Linked DNA regions of Mus musculus: region 1 is linked to region 2. The links are chromatin loops, found by intact Hi-C in ENCODE. Cell type or tissue: heart. All regions are shown on one strand. Each heading gives the region's core, and the rest is flanking DNA. Links, peaks and the distances in the headings are about the cores only.

Region 1 (7,899 bases), core at 3,518-6,017, 690 kb before region 2:
TATTTGTGATGACAGGCAGATATATCCTATCTCTCCCTAGTGACTTGATATTGGATCCTGTTTACTAATTCTCCCTGGATTTTCTTTCTTGGAATAACAGTTTCTAGAAATAGGAATGTAAGAAAATTTTCTCAGGAATATAAATTATTTTACCATCTGTTTTTCTTAGAAAACAATTAGTTAATAATGAGTCTGACTTGGCACCATGCTCTGAGTTGTACATATGCTATGTTAGATGCAAATTTCAGTTATAAATTGAGCTAGTAAGTTGCCTTGGAGCTTTTTATTTTCCCTTTATTTTTGAGTTGACAGTTTTGATGGCTCATATACTTTGGCCTACTCCATAAAAGGTTCTGGATAACACTGTATATCAACTTTAATACAACAGTAGTTTATTATATTAATATCATAGATAATGAAGCAACATTTTTATGGGTAGTTTTTATTCATTGTATCCATGACATTTTGATCATCATTTTCTACCAAAATTTAAGAAATAATGAAGGACTGGTACCTAATGTTTCCATGACAAGTGACAATGAAAGAATCACATTCCTGCTTGGTTATTTATGTCTTTGATGTTGTTGTTGGTCTTTATGCAATGGTCTTTATGCAAAATATATACATATAAATAGAAACTCCCATAGATAATGTGTAGTGAACAATTCATTGTAATTATTCTTAAAAACATTACTTTATGTACATAGATTTCTGTCTCTAATATTTTGGAGTGGCCTAATTTGGCTACTGAATATAGGCAGAGCTGCAAGTTTCTAGTTTATTTAGCCATTTTCTTATGAAATGTTTAGGCAGAATTATTTCCAAGGTTTTTGCATGAAAATAAAAACAAAACAAAACAAAACAAAACAATCCTCATTCTTTAAATACGTGAATTTTAGAGTTTATTCCTGGAGTTCTAAGGGAGGCTAACTGGTTAAAAGCACTGCTCTTTAGAGGCCTGAGGTTTAATTCACTGAAATTACATCGTGACTCACAGTTCTAGTGGACCTTATGCCCTCTTCTGGCCTTCATGTATACCTGGTATGCATAGGATACAAACGTGTACAGGAAGGTAAACTCTAATATATATTGAAAAGCCAAATAATTAAGTATTCATCTGTTTTATTCAATTATATATGTGCTTAAAGTGCATTTCAATTTAAAAAATAATGAAGACATGTATGTACACATGCACATATCAAAATTTGTATGTGAGTGTATGTGGACATATGCATATGTTTGTGATGTTAGTGTATGCATATGTGTATTGGCTTGCATGTGTGAGTATGCATGTGTTTGGTGTACAGTGCTTAGTGTCAAGATCAGAGAAAAGGCTTCAGAAATTAGTTCTCACTTTCAGGCTTGTTTTGAATCAGATTTTTGTTTGTTTTATTTCTGCTTTTTGGTTTATTTTGTATTCAAGGCTAGCTTGCCTGCGAACTCTGTTTTTCCAATTTCTTGGTGTCCCATCTTGTATTAGGTATCTTGAAATTACATACTCGGTGCCTTAATGGGTTCCAGTGATCAAGTTAATTTTGTAAAATGATTTTACCCATGATGCCATCACCCAGACCCCACCTATTCTACTCCCCAAATTTGAAAATATTTTTGCATGATATTTTACTTTACAACCTCCATAATAGGAATTATACAGTGAAGTATTCTTTTAGATTGTCATGGTCTCTGATATAGCATACATATCAAAATTTATGTGTGTGTCCGTGTATGAGCATATTTATTTGAGTATGTATATGTGTATGTTTGTAAATTTATGTGGTCTCAGATGCACTGTGTAGCTGTGTACTTGATAATCTTGAGTTACAGATATTCCTACTTCTATATCTCAAGTGCTAAGATTATAGGCATTCACAGCCATGCCTATAATCTTCTTCTTTCTTATCTGTTACTTATCATTTACTGATGAAGTCAAAGACTTTCAAGTCTGTGAAATCAACTGCTCTCAGCAATCAAGGATTGCCTAGTTTACTAGATGTCAAGGAGTTCCATGACTATGATAACTCTTCAAGAAAGATCATATTCTATCAGAAGAGTCAGACATAATAACTTTGCCAATATCTTAACCATCATGTTTAAGTTATGCATCCATGTTTTCTAGTAGCATCTAAATTTGCATTGTAGATTGATAAGCCAAGCTCAAATGATGAATTGATAACTTTACATTGCACTAAATTATATAAGAATAATCTTTAAAATTCTTTGTGGTACAAACGATATGGCTAGAGTTTCACTGGCAATATTAAAAAAGTTACTAGTGAATAGTAATTGTATATGGTAGCCAAACATGATATTATAGTTAAATATCTCTCCTACATATGCTTAATGCATACTATTCAATTTGCAAACAGTAAATTGATTTTATTTTCAAACTGCTATTGTAAAATATGCTATTTTCTCAGCTTCTTAATGATGTTTTTGCTATTCACTGTAATTTTCTTTGTCAGAATATAATCTTGACTGAAAGAAATTCTATATTTTAGCAAGATTCTGTCTTGTACTAATAATTACCATTCTCAGAATAATAGTTATTATTTATTTAGTGTTGTATGTGCTAGACACTTTCAAATGTATTTAAATGTGGTTTTCTCAATAATGTTAGGATATATTGTCATTAACTTCATAGAACAGGTAAAGAAACTGGTAAATTAAGCAATGTCCCATGGCCCCAACGGCCTGTATGACTGTTGGGGCCATGTAACTCCAGGGTTGTGAATGGAGTGAGCATGTATGCTTTCCCATAATAGCAGACTCCTCTTTCCCACTCCTCTTCTTAAACTACATTTATTTTTTGCTATCAAATATGTTTAAATTTCTTAAACTATAACATTGCTACAAATAATATTTACCGTATCACACTGACTCTAGGTTAAGCTTTCAACAGTAAAATCTTTCAAGATAAATGAATTTTGGGTCTGTTTTCTACTTTGCATGAGCAATTTGTGTTGAAGCCTAGATGTAAGAGGAAGGAATCATTTCATCACTTGTATATGCATGGATCAATATGACGTAAGGCAGACTCTTGATTTCAGTAACAAACAAGCAAAGAACCTCAGACATTCCTGTGAGAATCTCAGTACTTCAGTACTTTTCTTTTTGCAGTAAAAACACTTCAATAGCTGAGCAGTGTTGGTGCACATCTTTAATCCCAGCATTTGAGAGGCAAAGGCAGTCAGATTTCTGAGTTCGAGGCCAGACTGGTCTACAGAGCTAGTTCCAGGACAGCCAGGGCTACACAGAGAAACCCTGTCTCAAACAAAACAAAACAAAACAAACAGAAAAACAAACAAACAAACAAAAACCAAACCAACCAAACAAACAAAAACAAAAAACAAAAAACCCCACTTCAATGATAATTTATTAATAAGTAGAGCTTCAGTCTCTGACAGTGATTAAAGCTGACCATATGCGATGTACATCAAGCAGTATTTGGTAATGTGATTCAGAGCATAATTCCCAGTGTTATAGGACAAAGGCAATCTACATTTAAAATATTTGTGTTGTCTTATATCCTCTTTACTGTCGATAAATTTTAAAAGAAATTGGTGTCAAAATATGTTCAAATTTAGTAGATGTGTGCTAACTAAAATCTCCTTTTATAGCTTTCTACAAGTACAGGCAGAGACAGATCACAACTCATCTTGTAAGTTGTAGGTCATCTGATATATGAGTGCTCTAACATTCTTACATACTTTGGTTTTGCAAAGCATTACAAATATTAACTGTTCCTGGGGGGAGGGGGCAAAAAAAAAACATTACTTTTTAAAGCCAGAGTGCTTGGTGGTATTCCCCTTCAGTGAAAATCTGTGTTGCTAACCAATGTAAATGAGAATATTTGTTTTTTATAATAATATGGTTGGTACTACTTTATAATACATTTAAATAAACTCCCCAGATCTCTGCCCTCACAAATGCTACAAATGCCCTTTGCTTGTAGAAGAATGCCACAAGGAAAAAAAATGGAGGGCCCATTAAAAGGTTAGCTACATCTCTTTTTAAAGGAACAGATGAAATCTCTGTTTAAATTTACAGTGGCATACTTTAAAATCACTGTGTTGATTTTTCTAATTTATTTACTAACCCAGACGCTCAAGATTTACCTACTGTGGGATTATGTTATAGTTTTATTTATTTCTCATTAAACATTTTGCTGGGTTGAAATGTCTGGGTCATTTCCCAAAGAAGGAAAAATGCCAGTGGATTTCAAAATTGACTCTGGTTTGGTTTATAATGCATTGTAACCAAATTCAATACTACAGAAATGCTGTAAAATAGAAACACACAGGCGTAGAGAAAAATGTAAAGTAAATTTAGTTTAATGCCTAACTATCTGTTTTAGGCATTATACATTGGCATCAGACTTAGACATTCCATTACATATTGGTTTCAAGGTAAACTACTGAAATCGATTCCAAAGACAATATCCTGAATGATTGTCACAACAATTGTTTTATACTTCTGTGCTTCTTCCCAATATAAATGAGGATTATTTGCTTTTTCATAATATTCTGGCTATTACAATTTTATGATAACAAAGTTTAAAATGTTTTTAATCATAATTTAATTGGGATATTTAAAATTATGTTTAATACACTTTTAAAGCCATAGCAAATAATTTTAGTAGTGTATATCTGTTGTAAAGATAATTTTGTACATGCATTAAATGTATTTACTTATAGGTTTACGTACACAAGCTAGTATATTAGTAATTAAATTAAAATGTGTGTAGGCATACTTAATTATAATAAAAGGGAGTGATTTTATTGTCTTTTCAGTAAAAAATTATGGTCTGTAATCGTACCTTGGAGAACAATTTTATTTAGAAGCTCAGGCATATAAGCAATACTTTATTCACATATTTTCACATGTAATATGATCTATCATTCTTGCAAAGATTAATTTACAGCCTTAACCTACCAGTTTAGCAGTAAAGGTCATTTAACAAAACTGCTTTGCATAAATCACCACCAGATGGCAATGTTGTGTCTTTGATCATGAACACTTCTTTCTGAAGTAAACTACTTCATTAAAGAATCTTTTTGCCAAATATTACCTGCATCATTATTAAGTAGTCAGAAGATACGTTTTCTTGATCAAAGTGCCTGAAATTCTTTTATTTTAATGTAATTATATTTCTATGTAAAAATAAACATCATTGTACAAGTGTTTCAATCAAACAATTTTCATTAAGTGACTCTCTGATTTATTGTGGCAAATGGACTGTAAGCTACAGAAATGAATTTTCAATGTCTTTAGTTGCAATTATGTATATATTGGAACTTTCCCCTGATCTATATTTTAATTACATTTCCAGATTCATTGTTGGTTTCTCTTTTCTTTGTGAAAAAAAAAAAAAGAAAAGAAAAAGAAACAAGTAGTGGTAATGTTCAAAAGAGCCCATGAGTTTTTACTTTACTTCAGATTATATGAAATAAAGCAGTAAAAACATCAAATTTTCTTGTTAATAATTGTTTAATGCCTTTTGGTTGCTATACATTAATGTAACAGATAATTATATAGTTAATTATGTGTTTTATAAACTTGACATGGATACAACCTAGACCAATGTTATGGGGTTTATTAGAAGTTGATAATCAATGAAGTAAGAAAAAAGAGAATCATTGCATGGCTTCAAAACACAATCTCTTAGAAGGAGAAAGTAATGTAGCAATAACCTGGGTGAGGCAGGGAAGAAAGTGTTAAAATGATGTTAGCTAAAGGTCATAACACTTTGCTTATGTAGGAGAAAGTCTAAGAGAGCTGTTTTGCAACATTGTGACTGTTGATAAAAAAAAAATGTAGTGTTCTTGAAAAAACTAAGAGATCAGATGTTAAGAGTATTCACAATAAAAATTTTATGATGAATGTGTTAAACAGAAGGGTTTAGTCATTTCCATATATATTTTAATATATATTTGAATATATGTATTCAAATAACCAAATTATAATATATGATATAATTTAATTCACACACAATATGCTCAAAAGGAATTGTTAATTGAAATAATAAAAGAAATAAATTAGCAAAATATTTCCAATGCATCAAAACATGGATTATTTAAAATTTACTAAAAAACAAGATTGTGTAGAGTTATATTAAATATGGTATTTACTCTATTGCATGTCAGAATAGATATTACAACAAAAGCAGAAAAAGAGGAGGCACAATCAACTACTAACAAAACATAAAGAAATACCAATCTTCTGTTGAGTTTAAAAATTCATGCTTATACCCTTTTAAATTTTGAGTTTAGTTTAACTTGAAGAGATAAAAATTAAACATTAGGAGAAAAATCTACATGATATTGTTACAATAAAGTAAATAGTAAAAGCCATTTGTCACCTTACTGAATTTTATAGATATTACACTGATTACTTACAATTGCGTATTCTCATGGTTTCATTTACCTAATGATATTTTATCTCTTCAAATTCTTCAGAACTTTATGTTTACACAATTCATCTAGGGCTTTGATCTTTTACTAGTATAACTCCTAAGATACCAGATGATATTATTTTGTTTAAAAACTGAAATATTCGCTATTACAAACATTGTGACACTATATATGAGATGTGTTTGCAAATTAATAAAATATGATTTTTTATTGGGCTTAATTTTTTAATAAAGTATATTTTGATCATATTTTTTCCTCTTCTTCAACTCCTCTCAGACCTTCCCGCCTCCTACTCTGACCTACCACTTCCATTTTCTCTCTCTCTCTCTCTCTCTCTCTCTCTCTCTCTCTCTCTCTCTCTCTCTCTCTCTCCCCTCTCTTTTCCTCCTCCTCCTCCTCCTCTTCCTCCTCACTCTCTCCAGAAAAACATGGAGTCGTTTTTGTTGGCCAACTACCCCTGAGTAGGAGGTCTGCCCTAGAATGTGGTTTATATAACCAGTGAAACTCTTTGAACAAATTGACTTTCATTCTCCTAGCTGGTAGCAATCCTAAACATCTTCTTGGCTATGGGTGAGACTGTGTGTCCACTTCCCCTTCTGCTTGCTGGGCTTTTCTTGTTTTGAATCTGTGTGAATATTGTTCAGCTGCCACAGTCTCTGTGAATTCATATGTGGATCAATGAGACATGTATGTGTCTGGATGATGCCACAGTAACATGGTTTTCTGTGTAGGAAGGAGAGAGGAAGCACAACAGATTTTCTAATATTTTTCCCAAGTAGCTTTTGATTTTGTTTGTTTATTTATTTGTTTATTAATCATTTTATTTATTTACATTTCAAATGTTATCCCTGTTCCTGGTTTCCCCACTGCATACCACCTATCCCACCTTTCCCTGCTTCTATGAGGGTTCTCTCCAAACCACACAACCACACCTGCCTCACCACCCTAGCATTCCCCAACACTGGTGCATGGAGCCTTCACAGGACCAAGGGCCTCCCTTCCCATTGATGCTAGATAAGGCTATCCTCTGTTACATATGCAGCTAGAGCCATGGCTCCCTCCATGTGTACACGTAAATATGTAAACATGGTTAGTGGTTTAGTCCCTGGGATCTCTTGGGGGGGTCTTGGTTGATATTGTTCTTCCTATGGGGTTGCAAACCCCTTCAGTTCCTTCAGTCCTTACCCGAACACCTCCATTGTGGTCCCCATGCTTAGTCCAATGGTTGCTTGTGAGCATGCACCTCTGTATTTGTCAGGCTCTGGCAGAACCTCTCAGGAGACAGCTATATCAGGCTCTTGTCAGAAAGCACTTTTTGCATCCAAAGTAGTGCCTGGGTTTGGTGTCTGTATATGGGATGGATCTCCAGCTGGGGCAGTCTCTGGATGGCCTTTCCTTCAGGCTCTGCCCCAAACTTTGTCTCCATATTTGCTCCTGTTTATTTTCTTCCCCCTTCTAATTAGGACTGAAGCATCCTCACTTTGATCTT
Region 2 (7,899 bases), core at 2,789-5,288:
TCCCTCCCTCCCTCCCTCCCTCCCTCCCTCCCTCCCTCCCTCCCTCCCTCCTTCCCTTCCTTCCTCCCTCCCATCAACCCCATCTCCTTCCCTTCCTCCCCCCTTTTTTTTTTCTTTTCCAGGCAAGAATGAAGCCTAGGATGCAACTCCACTGCCCTCCACTTTGTCATCAGGCTTGAACCTTTTATTTCAAGCGATTCAGGTGGCTCGGGCCTACAAAAGATCACTTTATCTTCCCCTGAACCTCTGTGTCATCTGAAGGGAGACAGCTGAGGGGTGAAAACTATAGACAGATGGTAGAATGGTGGTGTATGGAGAGGTTCGGAGAGAACACTGTGCGACATGGATTTCCTGACATTAACCTATGCTAGGATTTTTAGTCAAGCTATGATTTTTCCATGAGCCTGAGAAACCCAAAAGAAACAATGAGAGAAACAAAAGAGGGATTAGAGACTAGAACACACAATGTGTAAGACAATGCAGCAATCTCATTAAAAACAAAACAAAACAAAACAAACAAACAAACAAACAAACAAAAAACCCAAAAACCTTGAGACCTAGGTGAAATTAAAATTTAAACTGGAGAAATAAGACACTATCAAAATGGGAACCTCTGAGTCTTGGAGTGAGCTTCTAAAACAGAATGCATGCAAGTTTGTGGGGATGGGAATAGCCTTGCATAGTATAAAGTGTCAGACGTATCACCTAAGTACCAGAAGTATGGTAATTAAAAACTTTATTACCATTAAAAAGCTTTTAATGAACTGTGTACTATTGATTTTGGACAAGACCAAAGATGACTATGGCACGCAACACCTTCCCAAAGTCCCTAAAGCTTGAAGAAACTCAAAGGAGACCAATTATCTCCCTCCAAAGTGTAAGAGTTGTGGGTGGAGGAGCGGTGTCTCCTACTGCCAACGCCATTCAAAGCAAATGAACATTCCTTTCTTTTCCGTCGGCGCATTTTCTTCGTAAAATACGGTAGGTGCTGGCAGCCAGAGCTGAAATTGCAAGCGGCCCAGCTCTGCGTTTCTCTGGCTGACGTGCTCTGCCGCTTTGGCAACTCACTCCTTCTAATGTGCCCCCGAAACGTTTTGGCTCAACAGGTATCTCATGAAAATTCGCACTTAACCCTCGGTCATCTTCTTGAAGGAGACACTTCTACGTTTCTTCCCTCAGCCGGGGCTGCTGCTGGCTGACCGCGACTTCTCCACGCGGAGCCGAGCGCGTGTCTAGCAGGCAGCCCCAGGGCCATCCATTAACCACCCACTCCGAGTGGCAGGAAAACTAAGCCCAGACGTGTCTCTCGTCGCACACTCGGCTGGCGACGAAAACCCCTTGTAAGCAACCAGAAACGGGGTTTGTGCAGTAGGTAGACTAGTTACATCTACATCGCTTCGGACAGGCGTTTTATTCCCAGAAATACACACACACACACACACACACACACACACACACACACACACACACACACACACACAGCTTTAAATATCAGGTTGGGGTTACAAAGCAGTTGCTGCCACACAGAGACCAGGGATGACTTCTTGGCATTTAGAGATGTCAATTAAAATTCGGAACAGACCACCCATCATTGGTCATCGCTGAGGAAGAGGTAACCTCTCCAATTCCCTCCTCCCCAAACATGAATTATCATATCCACTGAATGCAAATGTGCTGCCTTCTGCGAGGGGACAGCCAGCTGCAAGCTGGACAATAAAGTGTTTCATAGAGACGCGGCCCGATTGCGGTTCAGAGAGGCACTCCTTTACAAAGGAAAAAGCGCCCAGTTTGTGCTGATAGCCTTGGCGCGCCTGGGCCAACACTGCCCCTCCACCCCTCAAGGCACCGAAAAGCAGGATTGGAAACTAGCTTCACTAGGAGCTCCATTCCCCGTGTCTGTTGGAGCTGCTGTGGGGATGGAGAAATGATTGTTCAGAAACGACGGCATGAGTCATAAACACCTCCCGAGTATTCTTTGCAGCAATTAATGGGCATTGGGGTGCAGAAGTTGTGGAATAGCTGTGGCTCTATTTTGTCCCCCAGACTGTTCTTTCTCCAGCGATCCAACTGTCCCTTCCCTTCCTGCTTAGGAATAAATTTTCCATCCCACCCGCCCCCACTCCTTGTCTGTGCATGTGACACTCATTGTACCTGTCTGAACGCAGAGACTTGCCGGGGATTTTCTTTTTGGTCAGCTGCTAATGACTTTCTCCCTACCTTCATTCATCCTCAAAGGTGGATCTTCACACTTTGTGGCATCTCAGCCTCATTTTTATTTTTTTATTAATTAATTAATTTTTTTAACCAAGCATTAACAGAGTATCCAAAAAAGCTCCCCTACATTTATCCTTGCATAGGAAGCCACGTAGAAATAATTCAAATTTGTATGCAGACATTCATGTTGGTGTGACCGAGCTCTGGAAGGCTCTGTCTCCTAATGTATTTAAAACCCATGCATTTCTAGCATGTTGGCAACTTTGCTGTCCGAAATGGTTAAAAGGCACTCACGCCAGTGTCTTCAATTAAAAAAAAAAAAATCTGTGCAAAGCATCAGACCCCACAGATTCCACTAGAAATCAAGATAATCCTCACCACTTAAAAAAAAAAAAAGTCTTGCAGAGGAATTCTGCGTGGATATCCACTAGTTAGAGGCTATAGGAACCAACTCACGTATTGGTTTGAGCATACTGCAAGAATATTTATTGAGCACAGGCTCAATCACCGCATTGAACGCCAAATCTGGCAAGCAAAATGCATTTCCTATCTGAGGGGAGGAAAAGGAGCTGTGAATCAACTCCTTCATCAGTATTTTCCCTATTATTTTATCCGTGCAAATTGCAAACTAAGCTTGCTAGCCTCTCTCAGGCGACAAGTCAAGCCCATGTCCACCACAGAAGAGGGTACCCCGGAAAACAGACCTACCTTTTACACAAGACAGCGTCAATAAAAAGACGAGGTTCCAAAACGTAAATCCACTTTTAATCCCCATTTTCTTCTTCAGGATGAAGTCTAGGCGGCCACATTTAGCGCATCTTCGCGTGCCAGGCTCCCGGGGTTTGGATTCCTTTGCTCTGCTTTCTCCTTTGCGGCTCCCTTTCATATTATTCGCGAGCTCTGGATTCTGGCTCCTCAGCCCAGCGCAGTAGAGTTGTTGCTGTTGTTGGTGCGCGGTCACAGCTCGGAGTGAATGGTGTTTCTGGGATACCACAGCAACCTTGACGAGGACTCAACCATCTCTCCAACGGGGGCACAGAGTCTCCGCTACTCCGGATTCTGTCTTTTCTTTTGCGTTTTTTCCCCTCCACCAAAATTAACCTTAAATCTTGCTCCTTACAACCTACACCAGAAAGCACTAGTGAGCTTCTAAAAGCCCAGCTCTGCTCTCTGATAAACTCCCTACAATATTTGAAATCTCGGGGCTTGGATTATTTTTCCCCCCGAATAGATCAATTCTGCCTGCAAAAGCAGTTCAAGAAATATTATGTTAGTGAGCTCTCCATTCCTGCCTGAGAATATAGAAGCATACTAAAGGAGTATTTTTAAAGTGAAGATCTGCGTCGCTTTAGGAGAAACCGTGAGGATAATGAATTGGGTTCCATCGATGCCCACGTCCCTAGAATGGGACATGTGTTACTACAGTAGTTGCTTATATCCCAGACAGCTTTAGACATCTATTATACTTTGATTTAATCCAGAAGGGAAATCACAGATAATTTATTTGCACGCACAAATTTACATATGAGAATACCTAGGTGTAAAAAAAACATGACGCGGATTTTATTATTTGGTAAGCATATGTCACCCGTGGCTCGGGCTGGGGTAAGGTTGGGAGGGAAGTCAGAATCTTTCCCTAAATAGTTCTTTTTTTTTTTTTTTTTTTATCTTGCCCAACCTCCTTGCAGCCAGTGTGCAATAGCAGTTAAACGAGTTGTGCCTGTCGTTGATATCTAGAGAAAGCTCATTTTCCCTAATTCTGAGTTGATCCCAAATATGTAAATGGGAGGTTTCTCTCAAAAGGCAAAATGTATATGTCTATACATTTGGACTTGGCAGTCCCATAAACCAGGCAAGGGTTAAGAGTGTACAAAGAAAGAGTTCTTGCGCCATCTACTGGCCATCTCCAAGCCTCCCGCTCCTCCTTCACATCTAAAGGGACCCTGTTGTATCTCGTATTGAAGAGATCTGTCCCTGAGACGAGTGTTTTTCTTAGGCATACTAATTTTCGAATCTATTTTTTTCCCGGACAGATTCTGACCCAAATATTTTGGTGGTCAAGTTCCATAGACCCAGGTTCGTATTGACGATCTGACCCATTCGAGAACTTGGTGCTAGCTCAAGAGTTAGGTAGGGCTGCAGTGCAGACTCTGGAATAGGTAATTGCCAGTGCCTGTCCGTGGTCCTATTTGCATGCAGGGAAGGGTAGTGGGGAGCGTCTTTGTGTATCATTCAAACAAACGGACTGCACTGTCTTGAGTTTTCAGCTCCTCACCCTGTTCACAAATGAAGAACCCCGTCCTGTGCAGTATGCAATCACCCTATCCAGCCTTTGTCCCTGAGCTCGCCTTGGAGCTGGCGGCTCACTGGACCAAGGCAGTTGCGTCTGGAGGGAGTTCTGCTCTGGAAAGTGGGCACCCAAAAAGCACCCACAGTCGTCAATAGCAAGTGGGTTCAACCTATTAGAAGGATTCTCAGCTCCTCCCTGGGAATGTGACATTCTGTGTGAGTCTGCCATTGAAAGAGAGAGGGAGAAGAGGATACAGCAGGAGAGCGCACACTGGGGCTGTCATAAGGAATAAGGCTGCTTCTTTATGAAAAATGATGGAAGGTGTTTTTGTTGTTTGTTTTTTTTTTCCTACGCGTAGGTGTTTTCTCAAGTGTTTTTGCAGTGCATGTGTGTGTGTGTGTGTGTGTGTGTGTGTGAGAGAGAGAGAGAGAGAGAGAGAGAGAGAGAGAGAGAGAGAGAGAGAACACAGGGTTTTCTCTTCTGAGTAGAGTTCAGAAAAGGCAAAACTGTAGACGCCCAACTGACCTCATTAAATTTCAAAGGATCATTTAGAAGCTGCAGGGCAGAATACCCATTCCTTCCCAACAGTGCCCCTGCTACAGTCTGCATAGGCGGATTTGGAAAGAGAGTCAGGACAAGGTTGGGACTAGCCTGCAATTGGGAGGATCAACACAGCAGATGTCATTAGCCTGCTCAGCCACCTTGGCAATGGCGGTGGCATTGATTTCAGTCAAGATGTCAGGGTGCTTTGCTGTGAGCGTTGCATTAGCTGGGCTGAACGACGAGGTAGATGCGAACTTAATGAGAACATAGCCCAAGATTTCTTACCAAGCTGCAGAGGTCAGTCATCCCGGCTGGGTTTACTTTAGGGTATCTCATCTCTTTGAACTCATATGACTATCCCTCTTAAACTAAAGAAGGTAGTTTCTCAGACGTTTGGGGGATTTTCATTGTAATTATTCTTTACAAAATAAAATGTGCCAAGACACCGATTTCTATTGCCCATTATCTGGTTAGATCATAATACATCGAATAACACTATAGTTTCCTGTTCCTACAGCTTACCATAAATCACAAGCCATTTTTCACTCACAGCCTCCAGCTTCTGAGACAGGATAGAAAAAAAAAAAACAAACTCACATTTTACAGTCAGTAAAAGTTAAGGCTTGATGAGATGAAGAGGATTATCCGCGGTGGTCATCAGGAGCCCTGACTTGCAGTCTGGTATACTTAGGCCTGGACCACACTTACCTTTTATGAGCAGGCTCTCTTCAAAGGAATGTTTCTGAAAGTATTCTGGAAACACAACCATCAGACAGTGTCCTGGATGAGAAGTCACTCAAGTTACCCAGAAAGAAAAATACAATAGCTCTCTGTATTTGGCAGCAGGAATCACCCGTTGCTGTACACCTATACTAAAGCAGCAAAGGTGAGTGTGGGTTTTTCTAAGGCTGTTGGGGAGACTAGAAAACCATTTCTCCTATAGTAGCAAACATTTAGTGCTTACTGTAGAGATGTGGACACTGTGTTTGCAGGCATATCTTAATCATCACTGCAAATTTTCAGACAAGGGTGGCAACTGTCCCCTTCTACATGAATACCTGGTTCTTGAAAAGCTAACTATCCTGCCTAAAACAAAGTAATACCTATGTAGATATATTAATCTAACTTGTCTGAACTCTTAGACAAAGCACTTTTCTACTCTATTTTATGCAACATTTGCTCCAAGAGATGCTAGTTTTAAAAGCTTAGTCATTGCAACCATAAGGATTTTTGTATTATCTCCACATAATTACAGTAAAGCAATAATTGATAATATATTTTAAAAATCAAGTTTTGAAACATATGCACATATGTAAAGAAATTTTAATTTATAAATTTTAGTCCCTAAAATTTCTTCTCTCTATTTTCCTCCATAGCCACTGGCCATCTAGCATACAGGTCATGAAAAACAGGGAGTTGGCAAGGATCATGAAGACAATCACAATGATTAAGTTCCCTTAAGAGCTTTTAAAAAGAGTGCAGGTCAGAACCTAGAAGTGCCAGATCGCAATTTCTTCTCAACTCATGCCCAACTTATGGGATACAATGAACTTAGACTTTAAGACAGAAATGATCTGTTACTTAAATGATTAACCATATATTTCTTTCCAAAAATTGTCCAATATTAATATAGCTGCTTGACATTTGTCTATTTTAACACCACAGAAGGAAAGCAATGGGACTATGAATAATTGATTAAATCAGAATATGTATACTAAGAAATAGCTTGAAAAGTAGTTTACTTGACTTTGGAGAGAAATACATGTGTTTTCAATTGAGTAATTAATCTAAGAATAATCTACCTTTGCAGCTGATAATGTGCAGCTTTCTACAAAGCTCATTGTTTCATTATGATATAAATGTATTATAAACATTTATCTATAATATTAGTGTCTATTGAGTATAGGTACTCAATTGGTAATTAAAAGTGTTAATTAATTAATTAATAAAACACACAAGTCTGTGTGAAAAAGAAACTGAATAGAATAAGGTACAGTTGGTCATGCTTTAAAGATAACTGAGCAAGTTGGTCCTTGCTCTTTCTATTATTAGTTTAGATGGATACAATGTTAAGAAAGTGAAGCTGAATAAGGAATTGATACTTGTATTTTCCATTCTATATTGAGTTATGTCTATAGTTTTTCAAACCCTAGGAAATAAAATATCTGAGTTTAATGTTGACTCCAGAATGATGGATGAATTCTAATTCAAGTTTCTTTCTTTCATTAGCAATAATCCACATTTGTTTGAGAAGAAGATGGTGTGATTTCTCATATTCACCCTACATGACTCTGGAAGAATCAGTCCCATTGAAGAAGATAAGTTGTCAGTCAGGGGTAAAGATATCCGGCCTTTTGCTGCTAATAAGGATCGCTGGGGGGCACAAGGGAGTGTCTTAGAGTGGTAACCAGTGTGCTGCCCTGGATATGTATCATCTTGAGTCCTCACTTCTCTAAGACATTTCCTTCATACTGACAATTTTCAATGTTTTAAAGCTTTTAGCCAAATTAAGAAAGCACACAAATTTATGTAAGCACAAGAAAAATAGTATGTTATTTTAAAGAAACAGAGTCCAAAGAAACTTTAAAATGGAAGGCAGGCAGCATCTGCTGCTGTTTGCATACAAACGCTTTTTAGATGGACAAATGTAAGTTTTAATTGACCTGAACTATATATCTAATACTTTTCTGTTAGTATTCAGACTTTCTTCTCAACATCTGCCTTCCAAGGTAAAGTAGATTTATTACATATTGCATATATTATTTAATATAAGTGCTATGTTAGGCCAGCTTTGTTTCTGCAAAGAAGAGTCATGGCTAAGGGATGGAACATGTGGGACAGCAATCCTGAGA

What was found. Peaks named below come from ENCODE experiments on the same cell type or tissue, not always from the same donor. Only the 100,000 strongest peaks of a DNase experiment are listed, where the experiment ranks them.
Region 1: it touches region 2 in a loop (15-fold over the local background); 20 of 42 quality-filtered maps call a loop at or near these places.

What each region holds. Positions count from the first base shown.
Region 1 is chr15:48,097,829-48,105,727 of GRCm38, forward strand. The region is part of intron 13 of Csmd3 (CUB and Sushi multiple domains 3); the gene reads right to left. Among named protein-coding and RNA genes, the nearest start is that of Gm23530, 300 kb to the left of the region's middle. In heart, for the core only: a CTCF peak has its summit at 4,982 (motif pointing right); no DNase peak of the experiment used is centred there.
Region 2 is chr15:48,788,805-48,796,703 of GRCm38, forward strand. Csmd3 (CUB and Sushi multiple domains 3) reads right to left here and starts at 3,185. Exons shown (of 71, transcript NM_001081391.2): 1 at 2,923-3,185. The coding sequence starts at 3,100. It overlaps Gm34336 (a long non-coding RNA gene), which reads left to right and starts at 3,966. Exons shown (of 3, transcript XR_384081.2): 1 at 3,966-5,933; 2 at 6,424-6,529; 3 at 7,277-7,899. In heart, for the core only: a CTCF peak has its summit at 4,117 (motif pointing left); no DNase peak of the experiment used is centred there; H3K4me3 peaks cover 1,697 bases; H3K27me3 peaks cover 749 bases.